Regions from separate parts of the Homo sapiens genome. Here region 2 is linked to region 1. Evidence: chromatin contacts called from ENCODE Hi-C or POLR2A ChIA-PET data. All regions are on one chromosome and are shown on one strand. Each heading gives the region's core, a stretch centred on a gene start or an enhancer-like site at or near the end of the contact. The rest is flanking DNA. Distances are from core to core; before and after follow the strand shown.

The links. Hi-C counts contacts between places; a loop is a spot of excess contacts on that map. ChIA-PET counts read pairs that join two places held with the same protein, here RNA polymerase II (POLR2A). Pooled maps may share reads with other maps.
Region 2: a pooled map shows a loop between it and region 1 (6-fold over the local background). The contact joins the enhancer-like site here to the promoter of ASB8 in region 1. A Hi-C loop is called at or near these places in 5 of 50 pooled maps. POLR2A ChIA-PET finds 5 or more read pairs at or near these places in 2 of 52 experiments (H1 and activated CD4-positive, alpha-beta T cell).

What each region holds. Positions count from the first base shown.
Region 1 is chr12:48,155,950-48,159,167 of GRCh38, forward strand. ASB8 (ankyrin repeat and SOCS box containing 8) reads right to left here and starts at 1,566. Exons shown (of 4, transcript NM_024095.5): 1 at 1,510-1,566. RefSeq lists enhancers at 1,350-1,872, 1,377-1,426, 1,447-1,496, 1,527-1,746.
Region 2 is chr12:48,284,646-48,287,863 of GRCh38, forward strand. All of the region lies in intron 3 of LOC105369753 (a long non-coding RNA gene), which reads right to left. Among named protein-coding and RNA genes, the nearest start is that of H1-7, 43 kb to the right of the region's middle. Within about 2 kb of position 1,611, at least 2 of the 41 ENCODE cell types and tissues checked have a DNase peak (open chromatin) inside an H3K27ac peak, as active enhancers do.

The DNA of each region.
Region 1 (3,218 bases), core at 316-2,815:
TATGTTTAGTAGAGACAGGGTTTCACCATGTTGGCCAAACTGGTCTCAAACTCCTGACCTCAGGTCATCCACCTGCTTTGGCCTCCCAGAGTGCTGGGATTACAGACATGAGCCACCATGCCCGGCCTATTTTTGCTTTTTGTGATTGTGTATCCCTTTATATATTATATACTATAAATTCTGATAGTTTCTATTTTGTGAATCAGTAGCCATTTATAGTAGATGTAAATTCCATTAAAAGAATGCAAGTAAAAATATTCATATGTATCGATAATTCAAATTAGGTATTTTTCTCCCGTTATCATGCACGGATAAGCTGACACACTTGTTTATATGTCTCTATGACATTTTCTAGATAGTTTAGATTTGGCATGTGTTTTAATCTCTCCAGTAGCCACTAAACTGCTCTGAGACAAGTATCTGTATCTTATAATTTTTTTGTTTCAAGGAAAAAAAAAGACAAGTGCATTTGAGTTGGTAATTCCAAGAATGGCAGCAGAAGACAGAGCATCTAAAGCAGGAGGCTTGGACCAAAGTGGTTCTGTTGCCTGTAATCCCAGCACTTTGGGAGGCCAAGGCAGGAGGAACTCTTGAACCTGGAAGTTCAAGACCAGCCTGAGCAACATGGCGAGACGACCCCAAAACCCAATCGTCTCTACAAAAAAATTCAAAAATTAAAATAAATAAATAAAGTCGTTTTGTTAACCATTTCTGGGCCATGATAATCGGATGAAACTAAATCCTGAACTAATTTCCCGGGCGCTCTTGGGCTCTGGGCTAAGAACTCCTGAGAGTATGGTCAGTGGTCTGCTGCTGCCTGGAAGCTCCCGGTAAAGGAATGAAACTTCAGGGCAGACAGCATTCACTTCAGGAATGGTCAAGGAAAGCTAAATTCGATCTCACTAGACAGCAGCCCGTGTAAGGTTTGATCCCCTTGGAAGGCCCTTTCCTCTGCTAGAGCTGAAAGCCCTGTCTCCCTCGTTTTCTTTTGCTACGGGATCCAGAGAAAACACCAAAGGGCACTTACTGAGAAGCTGAAAAAAAAAAAAAAAAAAAGCAAACTGGAAAAGAGAAGACACAACAGCTCTGATGCGAGGGAGGCCTCGGCCCCGCCCCCTCCCGCCCCGGGAGAACCTTGGCCGAGCCTGCAGCGCCCGTAATCCCCACCGCACCTGCTGCGGGAGGGCCCGCGGCAGCTGTCTCGCTGAGGCTAGGGGGCGGGGGGCAAGGGCACGAAACGCAAGGACGTGCGGTGTCACTTTCTGCACGGGCTCTAAACAGATCGCAGCAATCCCGGTAGGTCCGGTACTGAAAGAGAATCACGCAATTTGCGCTGGGGGGCCTCAGACGCGGACCAACCCCCTCTTCGATCTGCCTTCTAAGGCCCGGAAATAAGTCTCAGCCTCGAGAACTAGAGCACTTCGACCAGGGAGTAGAGGAAGCGTTATTGGGCGTGGTACCCTGGGTTAGGAAACCTGGCTGTAGACCCACTCCAAGGACCGCACTCACCGAATTGCTGGGCTGAGGTGGGGGTTGAAAGCCGCTGTCAAGGCGTGACCCGGAAGCAGAAGCTGTCGGGGGCAGGCCCTCTGTTTACCGGACTAGAAGACCAACTAAGATGGGCGCCTGCGCACTGATGAGTGTTCGTCAGCGGGGCGCGCCTGCGCAGACTTGTGCAGCAGCTTTCGCCCTCCAGAGGCCTAGTTAGGGGGTTACTTTCTCCTTTTACTCAGAGGCTTTGCGCGCAGGCTCAGTGCAGCGTTCTCGGCCACAGCCGCAGGGTTCGGGTCTTGGTCCTGCAGCGGGGATAAAAAAGCTCAGGAACCCTGAGTGTTGGGCCGATTCTATATGGTTGCACCTGCGTGGACCAGGCCAGCAGGGGTCCATCCACAATGGTTCAGTTGCTTAGGAGACTAAACTCTTAGTAGGAAGTGTCTTTGACAAAAATACTTACAGCATTATTCATAATGGTGGAACGAATCTATGCTCCTTAGAACCCTCCTGTACATGTCCACCCTCCTTCAAGTAAACCATATCAAAGACAAACTCAACCACCCAAGAGGTGTAGTATTCTAAATGTAGAGGAATAAATGACCTTTATAACTCTTATTAGGGTTAATGAAACTTCCCGCACAAAAACATGATGACACCTCTGAGTGACAGACTTTCTGTGCAAAGCATAAACATTTTGAAGTCAGCAGCACATGGTGGTGGTGCATGGAAGGAGTGAAGCAGCAGCCCATTTAGGCAGACTGCAAGAGTTGTGGTCTGCCCGGTAGCCTGTTTAACCAGAGTGCCCCACACCTACTCCCCAGAGCTTGTTCTAAGCAACCAAATCTAACCAATTAGAGATTTAAAGCAGGCCCAGACAGATCATGTACATCAGTAAGAGGATGGTAAACTGAAAGTTCATGACCTGGTCTGAGGAGTGGGCCTCCTTTGAGCTCCAGACTCAAAGGAATTTTGCCAGGTAGGAATATGCCCTCCACTTCCTGCCACTGCACCATGGTGAGATCGTCCATTTTTCAAAAGAAGCTGAAATACAGATTTTTTTTAAAAAGTGAATTTTTCCAAGTTGCAAATGTTGGCAATGTTTTTATTATTATTATTATTATTATTATTATTATCATCATCATTATTTATTTTTGAGATGTAGTTTCGCTCTTCTCACCCAGGCTGGAGTGCAATGGCGTGATCTCGGCTGGCTGCAACCTCAGCCTTCCGGGTTCAAGTGATTCTCCTGCCTCAGCCTCCTGAGTAACTGAGACTACAGTCACCTGCCACCACACCTGGCTAATTTTTTTTTTGTATTTTTATTAGAGATGGGGTTTCACCATGTTGGCCAGGCTGGTCTCAAACTCCTGACCTCAGGTGATCCACCCTCCTCGGCCTCCCAAAGTGCTGGGATTACAGGCATGAGTCACCACACTGGACCACATCTCTCAAATTTCTTGGTTGGGAAATGCTGAAGTATATAAATTCTGGGAAACCATCAGCATCTTACAAATGTAAGAATGAGCGGAGTCTCCCAGGGAGTGATAAAATAGGCTCTCAATACAGGTTATTTTACTTATTTATTGAAAAACTGAGTACACTTTTATTTTACTTGGCCTGCAACTCAGTATATGCAGAAAACTACTCTATGTCACACTCATGATCAATATCTTCTTATTTCCATTTGGCATGTCATTGAAAACCTAGCCCATCACTTAGCTAAA
Region 2 (3,218 bases), core at 361-2,860, 130 kb after region 1:
AAAAAAAGAAAAAATTACTGTTGCATTAGCAGGTCAAAAAAAAAAAGAAGGGGTCAAGTAGATAAAATAATTTACTCAAGGTCACACAATAACCATATTATGTAGGAACCAGTATACCTCCAGTTTATAGATATAGAAATTGAGATATAGTCACATAACTGGTAAATTGCAGAGGCAGAATTTCAACCAGATGTTCTAGTTCCAGATCTCATGCTTTTAACCACTATTGCATGTACTGCCTCTGTAGGTGCATTATAATTTATTAAACTATTCTCTTACTGATGAACAATTAGGTTTTGAAATTTTCACTGTTATAAGTAAATGAACATCTTGTACACATATGCTTGGGACAGATGAACAACTATTTCTGTATGATAAATTCCTAAAGGTGGAAGAGGTTCTGCTTTTTATTACTCAAGAATGCCTTGCATAATCAGTAGAGCAAAGATAAAAAATTAATAAAAGTTTTTAACATGACCTAGGGTAAACCATTTGAGCTGTACAGGAGACAGATTTTTGTGTATGTTCTAAATTAGACTTGGACATACAAATTAGGAGCAGATCTGTTCTTCCAGCACCCCCTTCCCATTTTTCTTTTGTAGATGGAGTCTCACTCTGTCGCCCAGGCTGGAATACAGTGGTGCAATCTTGGCTCACTGCAACTTCCACCTCCCGGGTTCAAGTGATTCTCCTGCCTCAGCCTCCCGAGTAGCTGGGATTACAGGTGTACGCCACCACACAACCCAGCTAACTTTTTTTTGTATTTTAGTACAGACGAGGTTTCATTGTGTTGCCCAGGCTGGTGGCAAACTCCTGAGCTCAGGCAATCCGCCCGCCTCAACCTCCCAAATTGCTGGGACTACAGGTGTGAGCCACCGCGCCCAGCCCTTCCAGCCTGTTTTGTCCCACCAAACAAAACATTACAAGGGTGTAATAAATGTGAGGTATTCTTATTACTTATGTCAGACATTAAGTGAGGCTACTTATACAGCATTTTTTTCTGCAGGTAGACATCACTACTTTTATTTTACTGAGGTGACTAGAGTCACCCCAAAACTGAACCTAAAAATGTGTGCTTGCTTTTGTCTTGAAATGTCTGAATGTGAGAGGCTTGCTGGAGTTACCTGACCCCATGGGAAAATAGGGGCAATGAGGTAATGAGCTTTGGATGAAATTATGGGAGCACTCCACCAAATCCCCAAGGTCCTAGTAGATCGAGAAAGAGGAATTCAGTGGTGCCAGTGGCTTTGAGGCAGGACAGGGGAGCTCTAAAATTGCAGTTTAGCCCAGGAGGGTTCTTGGCTTCACCCAGGGAAGAATTCAAGGATGAGCTGGTGGTGTTAGACAACAATATTTTATTAAATGGTACTACTTCTAGCAAAGCAGGGCTAACTCACAGGCCATGTGCCCAGAATCAGCAATGCATGGGCTCTTGGCAACTATACTTTTACTCACTTATACTCACTTTCAATTACATGCAAATTAAGGGGTGGTTTAATGCAAATTGAGGAGTAGATTATTTAGAACTCTCTACCAAAGGGGTGGTAACTTCCAGGTCATTGCCATGGAAAGGGGTGGTAACTTCCTGTCACTGCCATGGCATTTGTAAACTGTCATGGTGCTGGTGGGAGTGTCTTATGCTAACGAGCAATGACAGCAGCTAGGGATTGCTTTCAGTCACCATCTGCTGGTTTTTGGCTAGTTTCTTAACTTTATCCTATCTGGACTAGATCCTGTTTTGGTCAGCAGAATTGTGACCAGAAAACAAGTTCTGCCAGTCTCCTAGCTCACATAAAGATGAGATGAAGAAAAGGACAGGAAACAGGGTTGTCTAGGCAGCCACATAGAGAGGAAACATCCTGTCTAGAGAGGGAGTTGGGTCATGAAGGCAGATGCCAAACAGAGGCTTCAATGCATGTCTCTGGGTTGGGGTGACTTAGGCAAAGGAGGATACCAGTTTAAACCCAAGTATCACCCCAGAAAAATATATATAGCATCTATATGGAAATTACCACATCCATGGAGGCCACCAGTAGGAAACAAAACCAAATTGAGTCCAAGGATAACTAGGAATACTTTTCTATCTTTAGCAGGTACATTACTGCATAATAAACTCCTGCTTCCCTTCAATTTCCCCTTCTAGTGCCTGATGTCAGACGTGTTAGGGTGTTGAAAATGAAGGGAAAAGCAACGTCTCAGAGACAGACCACTCTCCATCCAAAGCGCCCACTAGAAGGTGCTAGAGAGGGAGAGAGTGAATGAAAGATCATGCCTTCCCTCTTCTCTAAGCTATTACAAACCTGATAAGCATTGGAGGATAGGAGAGGAACCAGCTGTTTTTATTTTTTATTTTTATTTTTTAAAATAGGGTCTTGCTCTGTGGCCCAGGCTAGAGTGCAGTGGTATGATCATGACTCACTCCTTGAGCTCCTGGGCTCAACTGATCCTCCACCATCAGCTTCCTGAGTAGCTGGGACTACAGGCATGGACCACTACTCTTGGCTAATCTTTTAATTTTTTGTAGGGATTGGATCTCACTATGTTGCCCAGACTGGTCTCAAACTCCTAGCCTCAAATGATCCTCCCACCAAGTGCTGGGATTACAGGCATGATCACTGCATTCAGCCTCAGAAACCAGCTTTGAATTGACTGTAAGATAGGAATAGACTGTAAGTCTCTGAAAGTAACCAGGCAGTTATGGAATATTCATCAAAAGATCTGTTATCCAATAGAAGGGATTATTTGGCATATCACAGTTGGTGCCAGTAACTAGAGAAACATAAAACCATTTCACGATTCGTACTTGTGCCTCACTGTATGAAATTGTTCAATAAACTAGTTACATATACATATGATATAATAAACTCCATAGATATTTTTAATGTAACATTCTATATAATACTATATTAATATAATATTAATTATATATTAGTTATATAATATATGTAATCTATATTAATTAAAAATACTATATTAATCTAATAGAGATATTAGATTCTAGTTGTGGCCAGGCATGGTGACTCACGTCTGTAATCCCAGTACTTTGGGAGGCCAAGGCAGATGGATCACTTGAGGCCAGGAGTTCAAGACCAGCCTGGCCAACACAGCAAAACCCCATCTCTACTAAAAATACAAAAAAATTAGCCAGGCATGGTGACACATGCCTGTAAGCTACTCAGGAGGCTGAGGCAGGAGAATTGCTTGAACCCGGGAGGCAG